2 separate regions of the Mus musculus genome follow, and region 2 is linked to region 1. Evidence: chromatin loops called from intact Hi-C (ENCODE). Cell type or tissue: left cerebral cortex. All regions are shown on one strand. Each heading gives the region's core, and the rest is flanking DNA. Links, peaks and the distances in the headings are about the cores only.

What was found. A loop is a pair of places that touch in the nucleus more often than their neighbours do. Peaks named below come from ENCODE experiments on the same cell type or tissue, not always from the same donor. Only the 100,000 strongest peaks of a DNase experiment are listed, where the experiment ranks them.
Region 2: it touches region 1 in a loop (4-fold over the local background); 1 of 42 quality-filtered maps calls a loop at or near these places.

Annotation. Positions count from the first base shown.
Region 1 is chrX:7,933,976-7,940,226 of GRCm38, forward strand. It overlaps Hdac6 (histone deacetylase 6), which reads right to left. Exons shown (of 29, transcript NM_001130416.1): 11 at 5,943-6,069; 12 at 5,785-5,850; 13 at 5,631-5,690; 14 at 5,468-5,557; 15 at 4,411-4,517; 16 at 4,251-4,318; 17 at 3,868-4,036; 18 at 3,652-3,780; 19 at 3,329-3,497; 20 at 2,967-3,100; 21 at 2,407-2,475; 22 at 2,095-2,287; 23 at 197-346. Among named protein-coding and RNA genes, the nearest start is that of Eras, 8.5 kb to the left of the region's middle. In left cerebral cortex, for the core only: a CTCF peak has its summit at 3,092; no DNase peak of the experiment used is centred there.
Region 2 is chrX:7,877,264-7,883,514 of GRCm38, forward strand. It overlaps Pim2 (proviral integration site 2), which reads left to right and starts at 1,043. Exons shown (of 6, transcript NM_138606.2): 1 at 1,043-1,293; 2 at 1,421-1,530; 3 at 2,365-2,415; 4 at 3,985-4,357; 5 at 4,810-4,986; 6 at 5,091-6,169. The coding sequence starts at 1,056. The coding sequence ends at 5,254. In left cerebral cortex, for the core only: a CTCF peak has its summit at 2,790 (motif pointing left); DNase peaks (open chromatin) are centred at 1,532 and 2,732; H3K4me3 peaks cover 1,728 bases; H3K27ac peaks cover 1,085 bases.

The sequences.
Region 1 (6,251 bases), core at 835-4,834:
TTCGAGGCCAGCCTGGTCTACAGAGTGAGTTCCAAGACAGCCAGGGCTACACAGAGAAACCCTGTCTCGAAAAAAAAATCTCATTTGGGCAACTATCCCAGGTATATTCAAAGGAGATTTTAGCAACTGTCCTAAGTGATATAGCCAACTCTTCCAAATGGCCCTCCCACCATGGAAGGGACATCAAAAGAGTTACCTCTAGAATAAGAATAATACGGCCACCAGCAAGGCCCATCAGTAGGTGGGTGAGGTGGGCATAACCCTCCGGTGTTACTTGGCAGCCCCCCAGCGGATCCCCTTGTGCAGCATCAAAGCCAGCTGAGATCAGCACCAGTTCTGGGTTAAACTGCAGTAAGGAGAGAAGAGAAGATGCCCTGAGGCTTGAGGAGGCAATAAGTGATGGGAGGAGCAAGGGCAAACGAAGGCATCCGAATTCAAGTCAAAACCCAGATGATGTGAGACCCAACATCTACAGTGAGTTCCAGGACAGCTAGGGCTATAGGGCTATAAAGAGAAACCCTGTCTCGAAAAACCAAAGAGAGAGAGAGAGAGAGAGAGAGAGAGAGAGAGAGAGAGAGAGGGAGGGAGGGAGGGAGGGAGGGAGGGAGGGAGGGAGGGAGGGAGGGAGGGAGGGAGGGAGAGAAACCTGACATCTGAAAAGCAGGAGTGGAAGACAGGGACACAAGGAGAAACAAGACATGGCAGGCCTGGAAAGAGACAAGAGTATACCCGCCAGAAACTCAAGACACTGGGAGAGAGGCTGGAGAGATGGCTCAGCTGTTAAGAGCGCTGGCTGTGGAAACAGGACTAGGGTTCAATTCCTAGCACCTATATGGCAGCTCACAACTGTCTCACTCCAGTCCCAGGGGATCAGATTCCCTTTTCTGGCTTCCACAGTCATGAAGCAGACATGTGGTACACACACACACACACACACACACACACACACACACACACACATATATGGGCAAAAATCTCTTGGGAGATACTCTAAGTTGACAGAAGGCAAGATATAGAGTTATGACATAGATATGGCTCACAGAAAGAACATGGAGACTTGGAAGGCAGGAGATAGTGACAAGAGAAACAGAGACATAACCTCTCTCTCACATACAAGGGTCAAATACGGGACCCACATTCACATGATACAGGCTTTTATACACAGACTATAGACAAATAAAAGTGTCATACACTTCCACTCCCAACCAGACAGGTTCATATTGATAGGGCTGCAAATCCCACCACTTACGCTTGGGTTTCTCATGGGACGATAATACACAGCCACCCCTGCACAGTCACAAAGATGCACAGTTACAATGCCCACAGCAGGCTATCGCTTGCATGCAGTTACACATACACATAAAGGGTAGCCTCTGTCGCCTGTGCATAGTCACATGCATGCAGATGTAAAAGCAGAGCCCGATGTTCAGGCTTGCAGAGTTGTGTCCTCAGTGCATTATCACACACACACACACACACACACACACACACACACACACACACACACGCCATTGGCCCTGTCCTTAGCTCACACACAGCTAGGTCACCCCTGAGTCAAAGCAGCCAGCGAGATTCATATATAGACACGTGGACCCAGTTAGACGGGTGTGGGTGACAATGTCACTACGGCCTTCCATATTCAGAGTCTTTCTTAGGCTATCACAAGACAGCAGCATTTAATGACATACACTATCACACTTATCACACACAGAAAGGAGATGACAGCCACTATATAACATTACATAGACATATCCATAATGTATTTAATCTTATGCTTCTATTCTACACAATTCCACAACAGTATCTCTTAGGGATACCCTTACAGCCATGCACTCAGAAGAGCAGACAGAATCAGAAGGCACACACATGCATATATACACAGAGCCAAGACAGTTGTTTACGTGTAAAATGTCACAGAGATAGGCCACTCACAGGCACCCATATATGCATAGGCAGACAGATACATAAGGCCATCCCCACCACCCTGTCCCAATAGCCATCATAGGATTAGTCACCTGGTAGTCAAAACACACGTCAAGGAGGCAGATGTGTGCTGCCAGATACAGCAATGTTATATAATAACCTGAGCCTTACCTCATAGGCGATGGGAAGTACCAGACGATGCCATGCAGCCAGGTAATCAGCATCACCCATGCGGGGCCCATTCCAGGGCACATTGACAGTGAAGCCTATACCTGCATCTCGGCCTACTTGGCTACTGGCACCCTCATCCCCCATGGGGAAGAAAGTGCCACGGTCATACCGGTGCAGGGACACGTATAATACACTGCCAGGGAGAGGGTGGGATGAGAAAGGGGCCACAGCAGGTTAGAGGCTATGAACATCCCTGCAGGATGCTTCAGCATCCTCTCACACCATACTCTTACCCACAGTCCCATCACTCACCTAGGGTCATCCTCAAATATGTGCTGAGTTCCATTACCATGATGAACATCCCAATCCACGATTAGGATCCTGGGGAGGGAGATAGCCCTTTTTAGCACCTTGGGACAGTAAGGCCTAGGAGTGGGCCACTGCTAGATTTCTAGGGTCTTTGGAAGCACTTGTTGCTGGGCAACAGGACCATGGAGTTAATGAGAAAGCACTGCTATTATTCTAAGAATGAAGGTCCAACCTTGGCTTCCTGAACTATGGACCTGAACAAGTAATTAAGGCTAGGGACTCTTCTAATGCTAGGAGCCCAGGCATGGGTTCTGTTGGGATAACCTGTTCAGGAATGCTGGTGTGATACCCTGGATCCTAGTTTATTAAGCATCTAGATGCCATGGCACTTAACACACCCGTCCTGGGGCTTTTGTAGTCAAGTGCTGCCCAGTGGACCTTTGCTTGTTTCTGTGTAAGCTCCCAGGGGTGACCATGGGTCTGCCAAGTAAGACTGAATGGAAAGAGTAGCCAGATCCCTGCAAAGATCGGGTTTTGGGGGTCTCTGGGGGGGCAGGCCTTACCGCAGGGCACGTCCAGCAATGATCTGGGCATGGCGAGCAGCTACAGCTACTGAGTTGAAAAAGCAGAAACCACAGGCAGCATTTGGCTCCGCGTGGTGTCCTGGAGGGCGCACTACTGCAATGCCATTTAGAACCTGTAGGGAGGAGCAGCGAGACTGCCTCTGGCCCTCACTCTCTTTTCATCTTTCCCAGGCTTCCCTTTCTCCTGTCCGCCATCCACTCGGCCATCCACTCCGTGGTTCCCCTCCCAGCAGACTCTCCTATTGCCTCTGGCCTCCTGAGTGGGAGCAGGTAGTCCCTCTCTATGTTCCCAGGACCTCATTTCTTCAGCTAAACTTCACTAGCACACAGAGAAGACGCACCTCTCCCGAGAGCACAGCTTCCACCAGGCGGCAGGCAGCGCCTGTGGCAAGCTTTGCGCAGGCAAAGGTGCTGGGGCAGATGTAGATGGAGTCAAAGTTGGCACCTTCACGGTGCAGATCCCGGGTTTTCATCTTTTCTGTGGTGCGGAGATGCTCCACGTACTCAGCACTGGTGATGCAGAGGAACAAGAGTCGCCAGCTTGTCCTCACATAAGAACTTGAACCTGTCTAGGTGGCTCCACCCATCTTGGAGAGCCCTAGGCCCTACTCCTGGAACATCCCTAGAATCCTACAGCCGGCCTCCCCCCAGCACGGGGTCTGACCTGTGGCAGGTAAGGAGCTCAGAGTCCAGGGCAGGCCGAGCAGGTAGGATGAGACAGCGAGCCGCAAGGCCCACCTCCTCCAGGTGACACATGATGCGTAAGATGCGCTGAGGTGTCTCAGGGTGATGACTAACAGTGTGGAGAAGCAGAGCCAAGGGTTTAGTGACTGAGGAGAGTGACCCAAACACCACCCACCCCAGCCCTCTGAGCACACACTTGTCCCAGAGGTTGCAGTGACTCATCATCTTCTCATCATAGACCAGCCCAGTGCGGTTCTGGAGCAGTGGCCATGTATCCATGGGCAGTGCAGTGGCCTCCCAGCCACCTTCCTCCTCCTCCTCTTCTAGCACGGCTTCTTCCACTTCATCTTCCTCCTGGGTCTCAACTGAAAAGGGGGTACTCAGATCACCTTATTTCCTGAATCTGGATCCCATTACACTCTTGAGACAAAACATGGCCTGGACATAAAACCTAAAATCCACACAGCCCTTCCCACCGAGGCATCCCGGGAAAACAAGAGGAGAGCTGGAAGAAAATAGCCTCTAATAGCTCATTCCAGGTCTAGTGCTGATCACCCCCCCCCACGCCCCGCCACCTACCTGATCTCTCCAGGACCTCCCAGAAGGGTTCAAGGGCTTCTAGAGTGCAGTAGATGGAAGTCTGGGCGCTGGGGATGGAGAAAACAGAAATGTGACTAAAGTGCCCCTCCCAGCAGGCAGTAAGGGCTCTCCTTTCCCCTGGTCCCCCCCCCAGGCTCACCTTGCACAAGGTACAACACAGGACTCCAGCATGGGGCAAGGGTCTCCAAGAAGGGTGTGGAGTGAAGCACTGACTCCCTTAGCCAGGGCACGGAGGTTATAGCCACCCTGGGGAAGGAGTTGTTGGGGGAGGCAAGCAGAGGGGAAGATGCTGAGAAGAGTAACAATGTTCAGGTGCATACTATGTCAAGCAACAAGAAATGTCGATTCACGGAAAGTGATTACCATTAGCACGTTGCCTACTTACTATAAGGGAAGCAGAGGCACAAAGACTTCATGAACTGGTAAAGCTGAGCCAAGAACATCAGTTTTAAAAATAAATCCCAGGCTGGAGAGATGGCTCAGAGGTTAAGAGCAGTGGCTGCTTTCCCAGAGGTCCCGAGTTCAATTCCCAGCAACCACATGGTGGTTCACAACCATCTCTAATGGGATCTTACACCCTCTTCTGGGGTGTCTGAAGATAGCTACAGTGTACTCATAGAAATAGAAATAAATCCTAAAAAAAATCCCATTATTTTTTTTTTAAAGAATTATTTACTTTATGAAGTTTTTACCTCCGTGTAATGTATACATATATGTATATGCATGGGCCTCATGTGTGAGCCTGTGGGATCTCCTGAACTGGAGTCTGTAAGCCACCATGCTAGCAATCAAACCCAGGTCCTCTATAAGAGCAGCAAGTGCTCTCAACAACTGAGCCACCCCTGTAGCCCCAAGGAACTCCTTACATTCATGAAAGCTCGTGTTTTTAGTGGTCCTGAGAATGGAAGCCCTTGCAGTACATTAGCTAAGTATTCTACATTTTAATTCTATCCCCAAGGCCAAAAAGATCTGCCCTTCACCCTTCATGTGGCCAGTGAGATGGATCGGAGCATAAGAGGCCTTGCCAGCAAGCCTGACTTCAATCCCTCAAAGGAATCTACACCGTGAAAGGGGAGAGCCAACCCCACATGCTGTCTTCTGACCATATGCATACTGTGCACACGCACACGCACGCACACCAGATAAACACATACAAATATCCTAAGCCCAGCATTAGGTAACAGTGAGTTACTTACCTCCAGGGACAGAATCAACTTGCCTCCTGCCAAACCCATGAGCAAATGGGTTAGGTGGGCAAATCCTGCTGGCGTGGCAGCCATCTCTCCCTGAAGGGACAGAAGAGTGACATAAAGCTCAGTGTAGTCCCCTTGGTCTAACACCCCAGAGAACCTGCCCTACCTTGGGGTCTCCGTGGAGGGCATCAAATCCAGCGGCCACCAAGACCAGTTGAGGCTGAAACTGAGGAAGGAGACATCCTATGTGTGAACACCTGCTTTCAGGGATCACCCCACAGTGTCACTCCCTCACCCCCAATAGCCCAGATCTGCGAGACCTCCGAGGCAACTGGCAGCAGGATGTGCAGGAAAGCAGCAATGTAGTCAGCGTCCCGCATGCCCGTCTGCAGACACAAAAGCGGGATGCAATTGTCAGTCACCTTTCTTGAGCCTGTGGGAAGGTGGCTAGGCTCACTTGACATGGGCAGACACTGACCTGGTTCCAAGGTACATTGATGGTATATCCTTGGCCTTGGCCAAAACCTATAGTGGACCAGTTAGAAGCCTTAAGGTGGGGCCAGAAGCGACCATGTTCATATCGGTGGATGGAGAAATAAAGGACACTAGAGGCAGAGAAAACAAAGGTTGAGGGATTGCCTAGCTTGTGTTAACCCAATCCCTGGCATAGAAAAGAACATGGGAACTAAAGAGTCAAATGTACGACTCTCAACCTACAGCTGCGGGGCTTCATTCTACAAGTTGTTCTTCCCAGCTACTCAAGTCATTCTCATCAGGTTTCCTTTTT
Region 2 (6,251 bases), core at 1,277-5,276, 56 kb before region 1:
GACAGTACAAGTCATATCACTGAATGTTTCTTTTCGGAACACATTTTCATGTACACCTAGGTTAGGACAAGTCTACTTGAATGTGTCTGACTATATCTTTAATGGTGGTTCTCCCGTTCTTGGTGTACGTGTGGGTATGTGAGTTCCACACACGATTGGAGGTCAGAAAGCAACTTATAGAAGTCATTTCTCCCTTTTCACCATGTGAGTCCTGAGGTCAGCAGCCTTACCTGAAGACCTTTTGCTTTTAAGACAGTCTCACTATGTTGCCCAGTCTGACCTCGCTTTCAGTTCCCAGCTCCTTTTTTACAAGGAAGTTGTAGTTCCCACAAGAACTAAGTCCTGCCATTATAGATTCAAGACCCAGACTGAGTAACAGAGCCAAGTCTAGCCAGGTTTGTATAGGATAATGGCAGCAAAAAAGCACCCTACAGGTGCCAAACTGCCATTGTTTCCTCTGCATCCCTTCCTTTTGATGACGGTAAAGAATTTTACCCTTCCCTGAAGAGTGGACCAGCTCTCCTATAAGATTACAGTTTTGGAGCAAAGGCTGCCTGATCTTGGGTGAAACACACGTGACAGGATCCTGTCTAGTTCCAGGCTCTGATTTTTAAAAGCTGGTTTGTCGTTGTCTCCTTACTGAACTCAAGGCAGCAAAGGTGATGGCGGCAGCAAACCTGCATCCTAGGAAAGGAGGCTGCGCTTTTTAAAAGTGTGTACACACCCCACCACACCAACAACCAAAACAAACGCAGTTGTCGCAAAGGAATTCCCAGAAGCGTGCATGTCTGTGTGTCCGTCTGTCTATGTGTGTGCGCGCACGCGCGCGCACCCTCCTACATTTGCATACAGGCCCTTCCTCCGCGGAAGAACCTGGCATGTATTTTGCATAAGGGGCACTTGAAACGTTGAGGGTGGCATGCAAATAAGGACTGGCTCGGATTGGCTGGGGTACAGCAGGTGCCGCGTCCGGATTGATCAAAGCCAGGTGGGCGGGTCTGTCGCGCAGGGCGACTCTCCCGGGAGGCGCGTGCCCCGGCTCAGTAGCGTTGGGGCTGGCGCGCGCGACGAATCTTAACGCTGCGCCGTCTGCAGGCGCTTCCGGGCCGCCAGATTCCCTGCCTTCCACCCTGGCGCCCCCCAGCCCTGGCTCTCCGGCCGCTCTGCCCCGGGCATCCACGCCCTGCGGGCTCAGCGGATTCAGCGGGCTCAATATACGCAGCACCTCCTCCATGTTGACCAAGCCTCTGCAGGGGCATCCTTCGCCCCCTGTGACCCCCACGCAGCCTCCAGGTGAGCGTAGCCTCCTCTGTCACAAGCAGGTTGGGTGGACTGGAATGATGGGTGCTGGTGTGGGGGCGAGTCATGGCTGGGATCAGAGTACACCGCCACCCTGACTTCCTCGCCTCCGCTTGCGTAGGAGGCAAGGATCGGGCAGCTTTCGAGGCCGAATACCGACTTGGCCCCCTCCTGGGTAAGGGAGGCTTTGGCACCGTCTTCGCGGGACACCGCGTCACGGATAGACGTCAGGTATCCCCTACAAGGGGTTCTCGGAGGGTCAGGTGTTTTGGCGAAGGGTGGTGGTGGGGTACCAGTGACTGGGATGCCAGTTGCTTCAGTGGGGAGCCTGCGTCTGCAAATGTGTAGTAGAATCATAAGGAGCAGGGTTGCTAGGAGTGTGAGTGCGCGCGTGTGTCTGCAGTCCAGGTGGGTATGGGGGTGGGCAGGATTCAGGGCAAGAATTCTAGAAGATTGGCGCTTTCTACTAGGGAGGGGGCAGATATCAGGACTGGACCCCAAGATCCATGGAATTGATGTGCGTGCGCTTGTGTGTCTGAGATGGTGGGGATGTTTTAAAAGTAGGTGTTAAGTGTGGAGTCGTGAGAACAACAATCCAGATAGAGTTGTCCTGGAGATGAGGATGATGGAGGAGGGCATGCGACGTCAAAAAAAAAAAAAAAAACAAACAAAACAAAACAAAAAGACTTGGAATTCGAATCTGGGGATATGGGTCAGTGGTAGATTATTTGTCCACCATTCACAAGCACTGAGTTCAATAACCAACATCGTGGCGGGGGGAGGGGGGAGGCATGTAGAAAGACAGTGCGAGAGAAAAAGCAAAAGGAAAAAAAAAAACTACAACTCACTCCCGTTCTGGATTTCAGGGGGTCTTGATGCTTTCTTAACGAGAGCCCAGGCGTAAATATGTTTAGGTGAACTTGCTTCTGAGGACTTAAATGCTGGGTGGGCATCTGAGCTCCGATGGATGTGATATGTATGGGAACTAGGAATACCCGGGTGGAGAGACTGGAATTGGGAAGTCTGGGATCACCTGCTGCCCCCTTATCTCAGCCTTTTTTCTAGGTGGCCATCAAAGTAATCTCCCGGAACCGTGTGCTAGGCTGGTCCACCGTGGTGAGTGTCTTTGGTGTACGTCATGACCCATAGACTCCATCACAGAACGCACGCACTGCTTTTTTTCTAGGGGACATATGACTCCCTGGGCCCTGAAACCATGAGAACCCCACCAGCCTGTGATTCCTGCCTTCATGTGATAGTTCTGATTTCACCACAATTCCCCCAGAGCCCTGGATTCTCCTTTCAAACTCTCCTTTCTCATCCTTCTTCCAAACACTGCTTTTGGGGCTGTTCACAGGACATGCTGGTGGGGAAGGAGGGGCCTAGGTCACTGGTTGTCATGGTGATGCTGGCTGCTTCTCTTCTGCCACCCGGAGAACGCTAACGGACATCAGGGCGGGTCTGGGCAAATTGTAGGTAAGAGAGCTCCCCCTGGTGAACCCTTTAGGTAGTCTGTGCCGGCCCGTGGACTTGGGGGGGGGGTTTGGGGGTGAGCCTGCGCAGTAGCCGATTTTGCGTCTTCGTGAGAAAACCTGTCTGCGGCTGTGCAAGTTACTGGGTCTGTAAAGGACCCCATCTGAGGCAACTGGACTCTTGGCAGTCGCTGCCCGTTCGGGTCTGGGGCAGGGGCCTTTGACTTGTGCTGGTTGATAAGCAAGACTGACAAGACAGCATTCATTAAATGTTTACTCTGTGCCAGGTCCTTTGCAATTAATCAGTGTAAGTCGTTTTGGACAAATGAAAGCTGGGATTGGTGGTGCGCACCTGTGATCCCAACGTTCAAGAGGCTGGGTCTCTAGGATTTCAGTGAATTTGAGGCTGGCTTGGGTGGGCTACTTGGCAAAATTCTGTCTCAAACATGAGATAGAAATTTAAAAACCAGAGGACACTTCTGCCGTGGTTTAATTTATAGGCACTTTGCAAAATACGACATCATTTCTTAGAATGCATTATATGCTACATCCCTTCTACTGACTGCTCTTTCTGTCTTAACATCCTGAGTTTTGCTGTTACTAAGGATCCTTGAGGTATGCTAGTGAAGAAAACTAACCAACACTTATACAATAATAGTATTTATTAATAGTATTAATTTAATAGGATTTAGTTCCATGCTAGTCCCTCTTTGCTGTAAAGTACTTCCATTTACAAATACTTATTGAGTATCTAGTGTGCATAAAAGCTGTCCTGATGTGGATCTTGATGAACATCTTGTTTACCTATCTTAGGTAAAATTATGAAGAGGGACTTATATTATAAAACACTTTGAAGTCCAGGCATGGTGGGGCACACTTTCATCCTCTGGGGGTAGAGTCAGGTGAATCTCTTATTCCAGTCCAGCCTGGTCTATGTAGGGATCCTGTCTCAAACTCCCTCCCCTTCAAAACAGATGAGAACACTTCAATTTCTCCAAGTATTTACTGACCTACTGCATGCCAGACGTGTATGGTCTCTGTTCGTTTCACTCTCTGAAGGACTTGAACCTTTAAAGAGGGTACTAGGGTCTAGGAAGAGGAGCCCAACCGAAATTAGTGCTTTGAAAATAAACTTTGCTATGTTGAAGGCAGGGCTACAGACTTTTAACACTTGCCTCCTTCTTCTTCTTTCTTTTGATTTCCCACCCCCCAGTCAGACTCAGTCACCTGCCCACTTGAGGTTGCGCTGCTGTGGAAGGTGGGTGAAGGCAATGGCCATCCGGGTGTGATACGCCTTCTTGACTGGTTCGAAACACCCGAAGGCTTCATGCTGGTCCTTGAGCGGCCTATGCCTGCTCAGGATCTCTTCGACTATATCACAGAGAAGGGGCCGCTGGGTGAAAGCTGTAGCCGCAGCTTCTTTACCCAAGTCGTGGCAGCTGTCCAGCACTGCCACGCCCGTGGAGTTGTCCATCGGGATATCAAGGATGAGAACATCCTGATCGACCTATGCCGGGGTTCCATTAAACTCATTGATTTTGGTTCCGGCGCCCTGCTTCACGATGAGCCGTACACTGACTTTGATGGTAAGGATGCTTCTTCTCTACCCTTTAGCACTCATTCTTCTGGCTTTTCAGCTTTAGGCTCGGCTTAGCCTCTGAACATTGGACCCATGTCATACACTTTAAGGTTCTTGATTTCTATAACACTGCATACTCAAGCCTAGATTCCCCAATAAAGTTCATTTTATAAGTTTCTTAACCTTCTGGGCTCTTATTTTAGTGTGGAGTAGGATGGGGTTTTGTTGGGTTTTTTGTTTTTTGTTTTTTTTGGTTTTGGTGAAATGATCTTACTGTTAATTTTGAAGTACTCCTTTAAAGCTGTCTTGCTGCTGCTAGGACTCTGCTGTTAAACTTGGAAGTACAGGTGTTCTAGCCAATGGATACCCTCCTTTAAATTTACAGCTTGGGCTTCTAGGGACACAGGAGTTGAGGAAGGGCATCACCTGATTAGGATCTAATCCTTGGCTTGTGTGCAGGGACAAGAGTGTATAGCCCTCCAGAGTGGATCTCGCGACACCAGTACCATGCCCTGCCAGCGACCGTCTGGTCACTAGGTGTCCTACTCTATGACATGGTCTGTGGGGACATTCCCTTCGAGAGAGACCAGGAGATTCTGGAGGCTGAGCTGCACTTCCCTGCTCATGTCTCCCCAGGTGAGGCCTGTCACTCACTCACCCCAGCCCAACCGGCTTCTTTCTTCCCAAGCCTCCCAAGCCTCGCTGACTGCTAATCTCCCCTGTGCTTCTTGACCCCACAGATTGCTGTGCCCTAATCCGCCGGTGCCTGGCCCCTAAACCCTGCTCCCGACCCTCACTGGAGGAGATTCTGCTGGACCCCTGGATGCAATCACCAGCTGAAGAAAAGCCCATCAACTCCTCCAAAGGAAGCCCCACCCCCTTGCCCTGGTCCCTGCTTCCCTAGACCCAGCCAGGCTCTCTGGTTGGAATCCCATGGTCACGCTACAGGGATAGATGGACATCTGTTGACCTGGTTATACAGGTTGTTAAAAATCCAGTATTACTAAGGTCAGGGAATAGGGATCAGGGGTCAGAAGAAGATGATAGCCAAGTCTGCCCAGTTCCTATCCCAATTCTGGGAAGGAGCTCTCCTCCCAGAACCTGTGGTCCCTAATTTGGGAGGGGGAGTTACTTGTTTCTTGTTCTGTTAAAGATGTTTATTTGGTTGGATTCCTTCCCTCTGGGCCCTAAGATTCTTAATCTGACATTGTAGTCCCTACACTGGCACTTCCTATACTACCACAAACCACGTAGACACTTAGTTCAAATGCTCTCACTTGGGCAAGGGTGCTTTCCTTAAAATTACCCCCATCCCCAGCAGCTCTTTAGGCAAAGGGCCTTACCCTGGGATCTCATTCTGTTGCTGCCTGCCTGCCTTAGCCCAGACTTGGTGATTCTGGGGGAGGTACTGCTCATTAATTAGTTAATATCCCACGCTTCCTTCCTTTTTCTTCCTTTGTTTGGTGAGGGGACCCTACTGTTATCCCAAGTGCTCTTATTCCGGTGAGAAGAACCTCACTTCCATGATTTGGGAAGGAATGGGAGATGGACATCACCGGACACCACCAGAGACTAGGATGGGATGGATGGTTTTGGGGGGATGAGATGGAGGAAATAAGTCTTATTGTTGTTCTCCTGGGGTCCCCCCTTTCCAACTTTTGCTGCCTCCTCCTGAGCCAGGATTGTCCAGTGGTTGAAATGTAAATAATTCTGTACTGGAGGTGGAGAGCGGCAAGTGCCCTCCTGTCCCTTCTCCCCCTGCCTGGATTATTTAAAAAGCCATGTGTGGAAACCTATTTAATAAATAATGAAGTCACAAGTGGATTGCCATTTATAGAAGTAGGCATCTACTAGATGCTGAGTTTAGGAGGTAGCTGGAGAAAAAAAAAATCTCTGGAAAA